2 separate regions of the Homo sapiens genome follow, and region 2 is linked to region 1. A link is a loop called in an ENCODE intact Hi-C map of the cell type or tissue named here. Cell type or tissue: dorsolateral prefrontal cortex. All regions are shown on one strand.

What was found. Hi-C counts contacts between places; a loop is a spot of excess contacts. Peaks named below come from ENCODE experiments on the same cell type or tissue, not always from the same donor. Only the 100,000 strongest peaks of a DNase experiment are listed, where the experiment ranks them.
Region 2: a loop joins it to region 1, with 2.9 times the contacts of the local background. A loop is called at or near these places in 22 of 110 quality-filtered maps.

Annotation. Positions count from the first base shown.
Region 1 is chr7:95,196,913-95,204,912 of GRCh38, reverse strand. It overlaps PPP1R9A (protein phosphatase 1 regulatory subunit 9A), which reads right to left. Exons shown (of 20, transcript NM_001166160.2): 6 at 6,429-6,564; 7 at 1,183-1,248. All of the region lies in intron 1 of PPP1R9A-AS1 (PPP1R9A antisense RNA 1), which reads left to right. Among named protein-coding and RNA genes, the nearest start is that of PPP1R9A-AS1, 13 kb to the left of the region's middle. In dorsolateral prefrontal cortex, CTCF peaks have their summits at 4,763 and 4,963 (motif pointing right); a DNase peak (open chromatin) is centred at 4,912; H3K27ac peaks cover 1,241 bases.
Region 2 is chr7:94,910,483-94,918,482 of GRCh38, reverse strand. PPP1R9A (protein phosphatase 1 regulatory subunit 9A) reads right to left here. Exons shown (of 20, transcript NM_001166160.2): 2 at 6,975-8,000. Among named protein-coding and RNA genes, the nearest start is that of PPP1R9A, 6.9 kb to the right of the region's middle. In dorsolateral prefrontal cortex, no CTCF peak of the experiment used is centred here; no DNase peak of the experiment used is centred here; H3K4me3 peaks cover 2,335 bases.

The DNA of each region.
Region 1 (8,000 bases):
GAGGTGTGTATGTATTTGTGGTGTGTGTGGTGTGTGAGGGTGGTGTTTGTCGTGTGTGTGGTGTGTGTGTGGTTGTGAGGGTATGTGTGGTGTGTGTGATGTGTGTGTGGGCATGTGTGGTGTGTGTGTGGTGTGTGTGTGTGGTGTTTGTGGGTATGTGTGGTGGGTGTGTGTGGGTATGTGTGGTGTGAGTGTGGTGTGTGTGTGTGGTGTGTGTGGGTATGTGTGGTGTGTGTGTGGTGTGTGTGTGGATATGTGTGGTGTGTGTGCATGGGTATGTGTGGTGTGAGTGTGGTGTGTGTGTGGTGTGTGTGTGTGTTAAGCATGTGTATACACTACTTAGGCCAGTGCACATATGGATAGGGTCTTAAACGGAATGTTTTCCAAGCACCTTGTGATTCTTGGCTTTGGTGACAATGACTGTTGCTATAGATTTGGGGATCATAAAACAAAGGATATAATTAAATTTAATGATTTTAGAGATTAGACCAAATTGGAGTCTGTGAACAGGCTGTTAAATATATTTCCTTTATTCTTCAGTTTCCTCTAATTGCCATAAATCAGCCTGCCTTTTACATACACTCAACCTCCATTTTTAAGCACTGCTATCTATATTAACAGCAACTAAACATAACGAGAATTATTTTATTATTTAAAGTATAGTATCATTTTAGATATTTTGATATTTTAGATATTTTGATATGTCTACCATATAAATCATGCAACTAAATACTACTATAATTTAAAGATATATTTAGTGTTTTGAGAAATCAAGAATTTTGTATCAAAAGATTATTTTCTAAAAAAGTACTGGATTTACAGACAGTATAAATCACTATGTGCATTATTACTGTGTAAACATCATACAGACCTGCTGTTGGACATTTGCTTTTTCCCTTTAATTTGAATCACAAGATATTTAAAGTGTTAGGGGTTAAAAATATCCATGGCTAAATATTAAGAAATGAGTCTAAATTGCAGAACCTATACCTAAAATATATGCTATGTTTCAGAATTGTTTTTTGAATGATTATTTTCAAACTATTATTCAATGCACAAAACACATCACTCTAGAGAAGTTCTTCAGAACATACAGATAGTTAATAAGACACAAAGAATATTTAATTTTACATATGAAGCAGGAAAGTACAGGTAAGCATTACTTTAAACCAAAAAACAAACCTTAAGAAAATAGTTGTTATTGTTATTGCAGTTGCCAGACATTCCTTGCAATTCAGCCACAGTGTTCTAAAATGGTTGACAAAAAATATTAAAGAAGGCTTAACCCCCACCGCAGAGAGCAGCCTGATAAAGGATTGAAAAACACTGAGTCCCAGTGCTTACTGTAATACACACTGTTAAGTACTAAGACAATATTGCGGCATGTTGGTAAAAAATGCCCACACTCTTGGTTTCTCAGTATTATAGATACAGTATAAAGTCTATTTACATTATTATATTCACATTATTAAAAGGCCAACCATAATAATTGCATTCTCTTGTTTACACACACAAGCTGTTTCCAACTAGGAATGGCAAACAGTATGAGTCAAACTTAATGTTATCCCTCTAACACTTTTTATAACATAAATATTATATTATTGTATACCTTTTAATACTTATGCAAACCAAAGCTTCCATTATATTTTTGCCTCTAATTATGACATGCTAACACAAGCAATAAAAAACCATACCCATGAGGGCAGCTACTCTAAACTGTATTCAATACTTTAAAAGATTCTAAAAAAAAAGTTGCTATAATATTGTTATAATGATATTAATTTCCAGTAATGAAAACAAATTATGAAAGAAAGATTAAATTATATTTTAGGGGCTTCAGTATAGAAGGGGCTTCAGTTTCTGGAGTGATGATTAACCTTCTTATGAACTACTGCCTAAGGAGACTTTGAAATGCTATCTATAGCTAAGACTTTACAATGTAACAAATACTATATCTTAAAAGAATATTTAAGGAAGCCAAATAATCATAATTTTTAAAGTGTAATACTTTATTTTAATTTCAATGACCATACCTATTTTCTAACTCAAAAATGGAATATAGCACTAGTTCATACTGTATTTCCAGTCTAAGCCTGCAGCATTTCAAACGGCATAATGCTCTTAAATAAAAAATACTCATAATATATACACACTACACAAAATATATACCATAATTACATCATCTCACTACTAAAAGGCTACAAACTGATAGTGGTGGAGTATGACAAGAGATTAAATGTTACTAAAAAGTTAAATTCTAGTTGAAAAATTTATCATACCCCCCGAGTGTCATGAAATAGTGCTGATTGTCTGAGAGATTTATTGAAATCCTCCATGGCAACCTTTCAGATTATTAAAAAAAAGAAAAGAGAAAGAAAGAAAAAAAAAACAAGTGATCAATACTTCGATTAAACAGAAATTAAATCATGAATCACAGATATATTCAGATATACATTTAAAATTTTTCAATTGTTCAAATATTCATCTCCCTCTTCTTAAATAGGATCCTCCTTTTTATTCTACAGCTTTTAGGCAGAGCCATTTTAACATTTTTTTTTAATCAGAATGTTTAACAGAGAGTAAACAAAAACAGGGATGCAAATTAAAATAAAATTGGCTGTTTGCTTATTTTAAACCCTTCTAAAGATGTAGAGGAAGAAAAAAACAGAAAAAGCAGAAATTTAAATAGTTTGAAAATTATCTACATAGCTTAAATTCTACTAGAGTATGACTTATAATTTCCTAAAGCATTGAAACAGATATGTCTAAGCATAAGCAATATATTGTAAGTTAATCTTTCTCAATATAGTTTTTAGAGCTCCACTGTAGGTTTATAATTTCAGGATCTATTTCTCCCATTGTGATGTTTTCCATGTAGTGAATGCAAGCAAGCAAATACCCTCTGTCAATGTGACAAGTTCCAAGTTACAATCAACTTTGGATGATTTGATCAAAAACAGAAGCTATCTATCCTTCAGCAGAAAATGCTGACTAAGAGCTGGCTCTGGAAATCAGTTGGATGAACTTGGTTGTTCTGTATCTAAATGGAGGTTTTCCTGGCTGGTGCAGGGAATGTCACAGGAGATACTGTCAAATAAAAATAACTCTAACTTTGAAATCACAAGATGATTCTATAAATCATAAAAGTAAAAAAACCAAGTGACTGATTAACAAAGATATACTAATCAATAAATTGTTCAATTATATATGAAATTAACTCAATTATTCAAGGAGCATTTATCCATTAGCTATCCAATATTTGTTCTTCTCATTTCCTTTATGCCTCTTGGACATTTTATTCTTCATTCACAAAGAAAGACAGAGAGTAAATAGAAAATAGGGAAAAAGCACTCAAATCAATCCATTTAATAATTTTTTCAGCATTAGAAAAAAGAATTTGAATCAAGTGACAATTTGAAGTTTTAACATTGGAGTGGATTTTCACTATTTGTACAGCTTTCATCTCTCCTATGCACTGAAAATTAACAGTTGGTTTTATCTGGGCATGTTTTGTTGAGGCAGTGTGTAACATACAAGAAAGGGAAAAAACCCAAGTCACAGAGGATGAGAGACAGATACAAAGGAGAAGTCTCCTTGACTTTTTTCCATAAAGTGAGTTACTTGGAGTAACATAGCAAGCACCTCGTTTTTACTTCTACAACTTGCAGAAAGAAAAACAGTTTAACTTAAAGCTAAACTAATTAAAAAAAATTTGAGTACTCAATTATTCTTCTCTTTAAACTCTATAAAGATGATTCTTATGGACTGTTGCATAGAGAAAATAATTATCCAAAGACTTGATTTCCCTATTATTAGAAATACAGAACAAAGAATCATAGAACCTAAACTCCATCACCGCAAACAGTAATTCTCTTAACATCTTTTGTTACCCAGTTATTCTGTGTCTGCAGGAGTGTTCTTACATGCTACTCAAAAACAGCACAGTGTGTTGCAAAGAGTCCAGGCTTTGGAGCCAGCAAGACTTTATTCCAATTTCAACTCTGCCAGCTACTGGATGTACCACTAGAAAAAAACCTCAGTTGCTGCATTTCTAGGGAAAAAAAGAAAATCTCTTCTGGCTGCATTAAAGATTAAATGAGATCATGTAAGAAAGACACCTTGCAAAGTGCTTGCCACTGAATATTTACTTAATTTCCTTGCCCCTGAAAATATCTGCTCAGGTGACAACTCTGATTACTTTACAAAAACAGGCAAACAAAAAAAATCTATAAACAATCTTCCATTTAAGATGTGATACATTCCTAAGTATAAATGTCAAGTAAAAACTATTCTTTTTCCATCTATTCCAATTATCAAGTTAAAGAAAAATCTGGGCCAGGTAGGGTGGCTCACACCTGTAATCCCAGCACTTTGGAAGGCTGAGGCAGGAGGACTGCTTGAGGCCAGGAGTTCAAGACAGGCCTGGACAACATAGTGAGACCTCATCTATAAAAAAAAAATTTTTTTTTTTTAATTAGCAGGATGTGGTTCTGTGTGCTTGTTGCCCCAGCTACTCAGGAGGCTGAGGCAAGGCAGGAGGTTGGCTTGAGCCCAGGAGCTCAAGGATATAGTGAGCTATGCTTGCACCACTGCACTCCAGCCTGGGTGGCAGAGCAAGACCCTGTGTCGTAAAAAAAAAAAAAGAGCAAAATTTTATATCAACTTTTGGGGATGAATGTGATCAGCGCCTCAAAATACCTGCAGAAAATGTGTGGTCTGTGATCTAAATGTTTTACTTGGAGTGCCTTAAAAATGTGACTATCTTCTTTCTTTGCCCCCTCTGCTTGTTAGACTTGATGTCTTATTTCATATTCATGGAACATTAGAAGCTGGAAGGAATTTTGTGATCTAGCCCAATCCCTGTGCTTTCATGCCAAAGACACCAAGGCACACAGACTAGAAAGCCTGGCCATGTCCCCTTCCACCACTTGATGTCACTGTACTCCCCTGAACCTAAGACCAAAAATCCTAGCACAGTGAGGACGCAAAAATCAAACCTGCAGAAAATGATTCTACAATCTCAGAATAAGCTTGCAGCAAAAGCAAATCAGTGTCTCTGATAAAATACAAAATACTAATGTAAAGAATTGAAAACCAGGTAAGATACAAGTTCAAAATATTTGAGGAAATCCCTTTTTTAGTTTGAAAATTCAAGAGAACATTTTTCATACAAAATATCTCAGTGTAATGAAAATATACTTGCCATTTCAAATGGACTCACCAAGTAAGAAAATAAATTAAATCAAGTTCTAAGAGTCTAATTCATTCATTTAAAGGATTTCTAATATATTATTCTTTGATCAAAAGTTAACGGATATACCACCTCTAATTTTCTGCTATAAGTGGAGAATATATCCTCATTATACCACATATTCATGAGATCTTAATATACATTGGGATTAAAACATCTCAGATTAAAAATATGTGAAAATATTTGAATGTCTGTTTATTAATATCTATATCCTGGCTAGAAAGCAAAATTCTGAAAAATTATATATTCAGATAAGAAGGGGTTGAATACATGAAGTTTCACTGTGGTTATATTAGCTGGAATGAAGAATATTTGTTTTACCTGAATATGTACTAGTTTATGGAGTATAAAATACTACAATTAAATTGTTGATGGATCTTTTGACACACCAATATGAAACACATGAATGTTTAAACGTGTTTATAATAAAGCATGTTGTCCCATTATATCAATGTACATTTCAAAGACATTAGAAATAGACCAGCATCTGTATTATATTACAGCACACAAGGGTTCTGGAGAGCTGTTTTCACTTGGGGGTTAGCTTCTATTCATTTACTTGATCTTTTACAGAAAGCAGGATGTAAAATTATTCCAATATGTATCTGCTCTATGGAACATGTGCTAGTGGAAAGCTTTGTTCTGCATTATGTTAGCACAAATCATAGTAAGCAGATCCAAAGAACTTTTTCTTCCTGGGGGAAAAAGACACTGGAAACACTCAGCAATCTTTAGTACTTTTCTATGTATATTTGTTTGTGTATGGGTGTGTTTACTGATTTTTTGGAAAAGCATTACATACTATTGTAGAACATTTGGAAAAGATTGAAAAAATATAAAGCAGAGAGAGAAAATCACCCAATTCCACCAATAAAGATGACATTATTCACATTTTTGTGTTTTTATCCTTTTCTGTTTCTATGACTTCCTTTATAATAGTGCAAAAGATAAGACTTATTTGTGTCCACAGTCTTCATACTGTAAACAGGATACCATGACTTGATTCTTAAGCGTATATCAGATGCGAGTAGTATTTCTTTTCTAAGGTAGAATTTTAGTTCAATGTGGACACACCTTCCTCAAGAAACTGCATAAAACCTGTCATACTGTTATACAGTAGAGAGAGTTTCATGAATTAGAAAATGTGGGAAAAAGAATCTTTGCAAGCACTACTGACCTCGTCATCGTCGGCATCATACTGGGCATAGTGCTGTTCCAGCAGCTCTCTCTGGCGCCTCTCCTGTTCCAGTGTCTGGCTTATCAACTGGGCAACCTCGCTCACTTGTCCTGGTTTTTCCCGCCCAATAACAAATCTGTGGAAAGGTTAACAAAGACTAATATTTAAGACTCTCCAACAAAAAGGAGTTTTAAGAAAAGTAAACAGGTTTGATCTCAGCAGGGTCCATCAAGCCTCAAGAAAGTAATATCACCTACGTACTTCAAAATGGTTTTCTTGGGTGAGAAGAAAGCTTAGATGTGCAATTAAAGTGATTTTTAGGGACACAGCTCATAAAGGAAAAGAAGGGGGAAAAAAGTAAAGGACCATAAAAATTATCATTTTAAGAGAAGATGTAATATACGTAACCCATTCTGCAGTACTTTACACATTTTTGATGCCATACAAAATAGAAGCAAGCTCATAATTTCCTGTACCATTGAACTAAAGAAGCATTTGTGTAACTATAACAAAAATTACTTCAAAAACATTTTGAGGGCTGGGCTCAGTGGCTCAAGCCTATAATCCCAACACTTTGGGAGGCAAAGGTGGGTGGATCACCTGAGGCCCGGAGTTCGAGAGCAGCCTGGCCAAGAAGGCAAAATCCCGTCTCTACTAAAAATACAAAAATTAGCCGGGCGTGGTGGCGCGCACCTGTAGTCCCAGCTACTCTGGAGGCTGAGGCAGGAGAATCGTTTGAATCCGAGAGGCGGAGGTTGCAGTGAGCCAAGACCGCGCCACTGCACTCCAGCCTGGGTGACAGAGACTCTGTCTCAAACCAACAACAACAACAACAACAAACATTTTGACGCATAGCATAACTCAGGTGGCTAAATATATAACTTTGAAATAAGAGAAAAGGAAAACTTAAGTGTTTTTTGTTTTTAAAATGAAAAACTGTAATAACAAGAGGTAGTGAATTAATTCACTTCCTTTGGGGGGAAAGATAGTATGAGAAGGGGTGTGATTCAATAAATAAGGGAGGAAAGGAAATATTTGTTATTAATGCCTATAAAAAAAGCCTAAAGAGAAAAACAAGTAAGATATTTCCTTATTGCAAGCTACAGTCACTTATGGTATATTGTTGCCAACATAATGTGTTGTGCTCAACAATTTAATATTCATTTTTTAACATCTTTTCACACTAATATGTTTCTGTTTTTCTAAAAATACGAATAATGTGTCTCTAGGATGCAGTTTCTAAGTATTACTTATCATTATTTTAATATGAATCTTTGTTTAAATCTTGTTTCTACATTTAATTGATGCTTTCCTCTGATTAATGTATGTTGCTGTCTTTGATCAATTTTAAATGAAATATACCACAATTTTTCTGCACAATACACTAAAGGTCAAAATTTTCACACTTGGATGTTAGTAATTAATTGCCTTTTAATAAATACTTTTATATAGTTTCAAGCAAGATTTACTTTGAAATTATCTTTAAGTGTTCACTTATCTTTTGTGTTATTTTCCTTTGGAAATCAATTATTAATAGAATTTATAAATACTACCTTTTTCATCTTTATTCAG
Region 2 (8,000 bases), 290 kb after region 1:
AATTGCAAATTAAAATTAAATAAAAAGAAGAGTGAGTGCACCACCTCCCTACACACACCAGCATGCCCCTCCTTCTAACTTTCCTTTTACCTTCCAAAGTAATAAACTCTCCATCGGTAGAATTATTCAAGCAGAAGCTGAAACATCATCTGTCAGGAGTATGCTACTGAAGGGCTTCCTGAAGTGACTGGGAAATGACGCTAGATTACCTTCAAGTATATTTCATCTCTAAATGTCTATGTCACAAACTAAAGAGATGAGAACCAGGAGAAAACTGTAAAAGTGACCAGAAGAAAAACTATAAAGCATAACTTGAAAAGTTTTCTTCCTTTTCAAAACCATAGCTATAGAATATAATGAAGCAAAAGAACAAAAAGAAAATAGGTCCAAATGAGAGCATAGAAAATCAAGAAAAATATCAGGTAAATTAGATAACAGCATAAAAAGCAACAATCTATAGTAATGTTTGTTTTGTTTATACAGAATTTATCCCACATCTAACTATATTTCTCTATGAAAATTCCTAAACTTGTTTTCAAGTGGTAGAGAAAGTGTTAGAAAAAAATCTAATGCAGATGAGATTTCAATCAAATTACTTGTAATGGGCATATTAACTGGGTTAACAAGGTAAACGACACATGGATAACATAACACAAAGTGATTTTCCTCCAAATTTGGCATCTTATCTTTCAAGTACATGAACCCAACAATTAGTGTCATTTGTGAGAAAGTTTAGAGGGAACACAAAGTATGTATGATCCAAAAAGCAAGCAACTGCTGGGCACAGTGGCTCATGCCTTTAATCTCAGCACTTCGGGAGGCCAAGGCAGGAGGGTCGCTTGAACCCAGGAGTTCAAGACAAGCCTAGACAACATAGTGAGACTTCATCTCTACAAAAAAAAAAAAAATAATAACAGGCATGGTGGCGCTTGCCTGTAGTCCTAGCTGCATGGGAGGCTGAGGCAGGAGAATTACTTGTGCCCCAGAGGTCAGGGCTGCAGTGAGCCATGACTGCATCACTGCACTACAGCCAGGGTGACAGAGCAAGACCTTGTCTCAAAAAAAATTAATTAAATTAACAAAAAACAAGAAACTTTAAATATTTCTATTACAAATAAATACCAGTAAACATCTGAAATAATCTGCTGTCAAAAGAATCCCTTTTTAAACACTAAATGATCACTGTTCAGTTTAAAAGTATAGCTATACCTCTGGATTTTAGAAAAGGGGTTCATTCAACAAATCTTCATTATTTGATTTTACAAAGTATATTAAAATATTTGACATATTTCATTTACCTGGTTATGAAGCATAGGTCATAAAACATAAAAATTTAAAAGGAAATCCAATTTAAATGTTATACCATCGGCTGGGCACAGTGGTTCACGCCTATAATCTCAGCACTTTGGGAGGCCAACGCGGTCAGATCACTTGAGGTCAGGAGTTCGAGACTAGCCTGGCCAACATGGTAAAAACCCTGTCTCTACTAAAAATATAAAAATTAGTCTGGAATAGTTGTGCATGCCTGTTGTCCCAGCTACTCAGAGGGCTGAGGCCTGAGAATCTCTTGAACCCAGGAGGTGGAGGTTTCAGTGAGCTGAGATCGTGCCACTGCACTCCAACCTGGGTGACAGAGCAAAGCTCCCTCTCAAAAAACAAAAAACAAAAAACAAACAAAAAAAAAGTTGTACCATCAAAGTTATCCAAGAAAAGCAAGTTAAATCATATGACCATTCTTATACTAAGTTTATTAATTTACACTTGCAAAAGAATGAAAGAAATGAAATTTCTGATTCCATTAAAAACTTCTTCCTCCCAACTTTTTATAACTAAAAACTTAAACCACACAAAGAGCCTAGGATGTGACTTTTTAATGACCCAAATGCCTTGAGTTAAGGATAATAATCCACTTTGGGATCCAGAAACAGAGTATTCATGCACTTTACAAGATTATACCTTATTTCATCTTCAGAGAATATTATTCCACCCAACCAGATATAGCAGCCCATCTGGAAAGGAAATTTATTACATGTTGCTTCCCTAACATGCTATGGCCAGCCACTTTCAGAAGCCAGAAGATTGTACTTCAAATTCATATTCCAAAGAGTGATCTCTTGATCAGCGGCATCGGCACCACTTGAGAGCTTGTTAGAAATGTAAAATCTAAGGTTCCCCTCCAGACATACTGTTAACGTGGTTTTCCTGTATTATTTCAGAATATGAAATTCTATTATAGAGGTAAACAAAACTAATGGGATGGATGAAACACTTAAGAAGTGATAATCATAGATGGTAAATAAACTAACAACTTATGAGACAGAGGCAACACTCAGGCTGGGCCAAGTATTGATAATGAGAATGCAAGCTGGTGAAATGAAGGCAGTCAGCAGATGCGTAATAAATAGGTAAGCTGGGAGTAAGACATGACAACAATAAAATAAATAGAAATTATGATAAAATGAATGAGATTTACTTATAGACAAAAAGCAGTGGAAATACCAAGTCACCATTATGCCTGGACTGATAGCTACATTACTTCCATATCAGTCATCTACTGAAGACACCAAGGATGGTCCCATGGCTCATCAGCAGGCAAACTAGCAAAGCTACGGCTGTACCTAAGTGTATTTGTCACATCTCTTCAACAGAACAAGTGTGTATCATCGACCCAGGAAATCATTAGTCTATGGAGTCTTGGCTCAAACATCAGCTCTGGTCCTCATAACCACATCATTAATGGGGAAGGGTTATGTGAAAGAAAGATGGGACATAGGAACATTGTTTATCCAGGACAGGTAGCGTGGTCCTTCCAACCTGGTTTGAACCTGAAGTGTGTTAACTTACTCCATAGCTTTCCTCTTGCTTCTGGATTTGTGTTTAACTGGTTTGGTAAATCATGTGATTCAAGCATTTTAATTTGTTTTCTGAGTCTTCTATTCCATAACCTCTGAGATAGCTTGCCTGCTGGTGTACTTGTAGCTCAACCATTGTATCAAGGTAATTTCCCATAGAATACCTACTGAATCAGAATCTTGATGCTAACAAGATCTCCCAAGTGATTCATATGCATATTAAAGTTTAAGAAGCACTGACAAAACTGTTATAAAGGAAGCCTCCGCAAAGACAAAAAGTTGGATCTCAACAGAACTATTCCCTGAAAACCATCCTGAACAAAAAAACTTCATATATCCATGAATGCCCTAACTATGACTCGGAGCCCCCAAAAAGGGAGAGAATACAAGAAGATCCATTTTCAACAACTATCATGTAAGGTTTGAAGAAGCTCTGGTGCCCTTGCTGATTATTTGAATTCTAATCCTGTAAAGCTCCATATGATTTGAGAAAACACAAAATATAGCACAATGTACCTCAATATTAACTCTGCAATATCCTTCTTACTGTGAGTTAGAAAAATCTTTTTCAGATATGCTGTTTCAAGAATAACAATCCATTGTAACACAATAGTATTTGAGGGGAAAAAAAAATACCAATCCAAAGGACATAAGAAACAGAGAAAGGTTGTGACTTCCTTAATGAGGCTGCAGCAACCTTAGAAAGATCATCAAAGCACAGAGTTGGGAACAGCCTGAGAGCTTCCTTAATGGGCTGTACACGTCCCACCGACCAGCAGCTCCTTACTTCATCAGCTCCTCATTTTATGTATTTGTTGTATTTGTTATATTTGCATTGTCCCTGACACATATTAGGGGCTCCATAAATGTTCTGAATTAGTAGAAAAAAATGACATGTCACCCTCTCTTGTTTTGATTCATCTAAGACAAATTTACTTTAATTCAATCCTTTCATTTTGAAAAATTCCTGAAAATGAAGGCATAATTCCATCTCGAATTAGCATGGTCCATAACATTCTCCCATGCCATATCTCAAAGTTGGATTTTAATTTGCTATTATTAATCCCATTCTAATATTTCATGACCCTATGAAACATAACAATCTATCTAATAAGAAATAACTGTCTGTGAAAGATAGGAAAGTCATACTAACTGATGGCTGGCAATACAGTCTGACCATTTTTAAAAATCAAGGTATATGTACAAGTACAAGGTATATGCTACACAGGAAAGATCAACTATTATTCTGATGTTTTTCTAAGTCCAGATTTAAGACATCTTATGGAAATATCTATGTAAAACATCTATAAAAAGAACTGAAGTAGTCACTGAGGACAATATTACACATACAAAGATGATAAATAAGATCTATAACAAAAAACTAAAGGTGCTAGGAATTTTTAACCTAGTACAGAATAAAGTGACAGCCAGGAAAAGAATGTAAAAGTTCTAAAAATCATTTATTTAAAGAATACATTCCCTGTTGCTTCTTTAAGAGGAAGTATGTTTAAGCTTCAAAGGAAAAGACTGAGGTTAGGAATTGCAACTTCCCATTCCATAAATAAAGTTTTATGAAAAGAATAAAGAAACACAGATAGAAAATGGTTGCATGTATTCCTTTCCAAATAATCTATCAAATCCCTTTCACTATATGCATTTAGTACAACCAAGTGCCACTAAAGGACTCACAGGACATTAAAAATTTTGGCATAGTTTTTTATACTGTTTTTTATGGATTTTAAATACAATGTGTTTAAGAATTGACTCTACAAACTCACAGAGGAAAGGGGTAACCTTACAGATTTTTGTGTCTTCTTCAGCTAACAGCATGAGAGAACACACATGATAAGCCTTCAATAAATACTTTAATTGGATCTAATAAGGTATTACCACCCTCTGCAGCAAAAAAAATCTTAATTGGAGAATAACCTAAACACTATGGCCACCACCATGACCAGTAGAAAGCAGCTCTCAAATTTTCCAAGTGAATCCACTTGCATATTTAACAATGGAAGCAGCAAGAAAGAGTAATTGTGTTATTCATTACAAAGGGCTAAGAATGAATCTTCTGTTTGCAAACTTAATCCACTCCAAGAAGTCCTGTTAACTGCCCAATCAAATGCAATACATTATCTTTGTTTCACAAGTCTTATGCTTGATCTAATTTGTTTTAGAAATCTTATTCTTGATGAAATGCATTAAATGTAGGTAATGTTTCATTATTTGCTAGATAAAATTGTCATTATATGAAAATTAAGAGGCAAAATACTTATTGTTATAAGCAATCATAGCACAAATTAGTTGAACTTCAAAATATCATTCCCAAAAAGCTGGTTTGTTCACATATAAACAGACACATTTCAATGATAAATCCTTTAAAATCCATTAAACCAACTAGTGCACAGTTATGTTTTGTGCAGCACAGGACCCAAATACAGGCTGGTGTCCCACTTGGTTGACTGGGTAGTGGTCTACTTGATAAATTTTCATAAGCTGCTATCCCTTGTATTAAAAAGTTAGTCACTGGGTTTAACAACTCCTTGAAGAGTTCATTTCAGTTATTCCTGCCTTTCTCAATGTGAAACGATTTAATCTTATTGCTTTCTTCCTAAAGGGTAGAAAGATGATGTTCAAGGGGGATGCGAATGGCAAAGTTTAGGAGCTCACTGGATAGGCTTGGGGGAAAGGCACCTTTAAAGACCATCTAGAGTAGGGCAGTGGGGGTTGGGGAGGAATAGGAAGGCAGGAGGAGATAATCACAAAGGAAGGTGGTAAAGCACTGCAAAGAAACTTACTTTCAAACTGAATTGACATCTGTAGTTTATTTTAAACTACAGTTTAACTTAACATGACCCATTCTGACCCAGAACTTCTGCCTTACACTAATAAAATGAAAGTCTGCCTGCTAACATCTGTAAATAATTTCATAGATTATTACTTTATTTCAGAATAGTATTTCATAATCAGAACAATGTCAGATTTCTCTTTAAATATTTCTATGTAAATTTATATTTTAGAGCCTTATATGGAAGGTCCCAAAATGAAAATAACAGACAGTGATTTTAGATTTTGAGGAGAAAATTTACAGGAATATATCAAATTCCAAGTCTATCATATATACACACTGTGTAAGCTAGAAGCCCCTAGAATGTGGTCTAAAACTACACATTCTGCCACCATAACCTTCCAGATTCCCCAAGGAGAGCATGCCAGCATCTCAGGACTGAGCTGTGGGCAAGTACACTTTGAAAAAGCACCCCAGGAGATTCTGGTACTCAACCAACCACCTCCTGCCCCTATTGCCATTATCCACTAATAACATTCTACCACCCACTGCTGATGTACTTTGTGCTATTCTTCCATACCAAATGTTAACTAAGTGAAGTCATTAGAGCATGTGAATTCCATTGGCATTTATCCAGTTTTTAAGAGGTAAAAATAAATCCATGAATGGCAAATCAATGTTATTTCTTTCAAAAAATTCATTTTAAAGCTATGTAACAAATTTTGAACTCAGACTGTTTACAGTCAAAGCTTTTCAAAGTATTTAAGTCAGCTAATATATTTCCATAAATTAAATTTTCACCACCAACTAGCAGTACCCCCCAAAAAAAGTTCCAACAAAATTCCTCACAATCCACTTACACTTAATAACTCAGATTTTTTTAAGAAAGTAAATCGAATATTATTCCCAGATTACCAAAACTCTCCCATTGTACATTATACTTCATACCTTAAAGTGTGTACATTCAGAAAATATTATTTATGAATAATTTTAGGTAAAACTAAAGTAATTACATTTCAAACTAACACTCCTGGTTTTCAGTACTCACAATACTCATACTCCAGTTCATTGGAACGTATCTCACAATTCCCGAACTTCTTCAGCTTTAATATTACTCACTATTGATGTATGCCATTATAAAGCACATTTAAGAAATGTAATTGATATCTCTCAAACTCTGAACTTTTAAAATCACCTGACAACAGGTGATTTTAAAGGTATCAACAATCTTGAATCCCTTACAAAAACTCCTACTAGTTGTCAAGTCTATTCTACATACAATTAGGCCCTAGTACTAAAAACAAATTTAGAAAACAAAATGGAGAAAACACACTTACCTTAATAGGAGCACTACTAAACTTAATTTTCCTATTTGCTGGGATTTCTTCTTCTTCTGGCAATCCAACAATTTCCGAGTACTCCATATCAGGCTGATAGTAACTGTTCTCATCACTATCTTCCTCCTCATCCTGCTCAGTGCCTGTCTCTCCCCAGTCTGAATTATACCTGGATCTCACCCTATACACATTATAGTCACTGTGCATGTACACATGGGAACCATCAAAATTATTTGAATCTTCAGGTACTTCTTTTCCACAACTGGATGCAGAAGCATCAGGAGAGGTGAAATCACCACCTGCAAGTTCTTTCCTCTGTTGCTTTGCTGCCTCCCTTCCAACCAAATTAGCTTCAGCATCTTCTAACAGTTGGCTTTGTGGTGAAGGGATTTCGGACTTTGGCATTGCCTTACTTTCAGCACAAGGTTCTTCAGGACCATCTTTGTCAATGCTGTCGGGAGTCTGTTGATTAGATGTGGAGTCCTCGGGTTCCTTGCTCTGCTGGATCTCTTCACCAGGTATCGAAGCTAGAGAGGTACTTTTAGAAGCCACTTCTGGTACTGGAGTTGCATTACTCTTGTGAGCATCCTCTGTATCAACACCTCGCTTGTTTGAAGGAGGCCAGGAATTAGAATCCTTCAGGTGACCAAATGTGTCAAGATTTGTAACAGTAACAGATGGTAAATTCAAGGGATAATGCCCAGTCACTGAGTATTCATTGTTTTCAGCCTTCTCAGAAATGATGGCACTGGGAGAATCAGTGTTCTCAAATACTGCACTCAGTTGACTCACAGTTGGGGAGACAGCCTCAGTTCGGGAGCTAAGGCTGTCCAAGGAATCAGTACTGCCTCTGTTGGACTTGGAACCTCCCCATTCATCCTGAGGTTCACTCCCTCCAGCTTTCTCTTTCTTTGGGGAATAGCGGTTGTTCTGTCCTGATTCATGCACACTTCTCTCAAACATCTTTCGAGTCTCAGTGAACTTGGAATATGAAGGGCCATCGTACATAGTGTCAAATCTACTAAT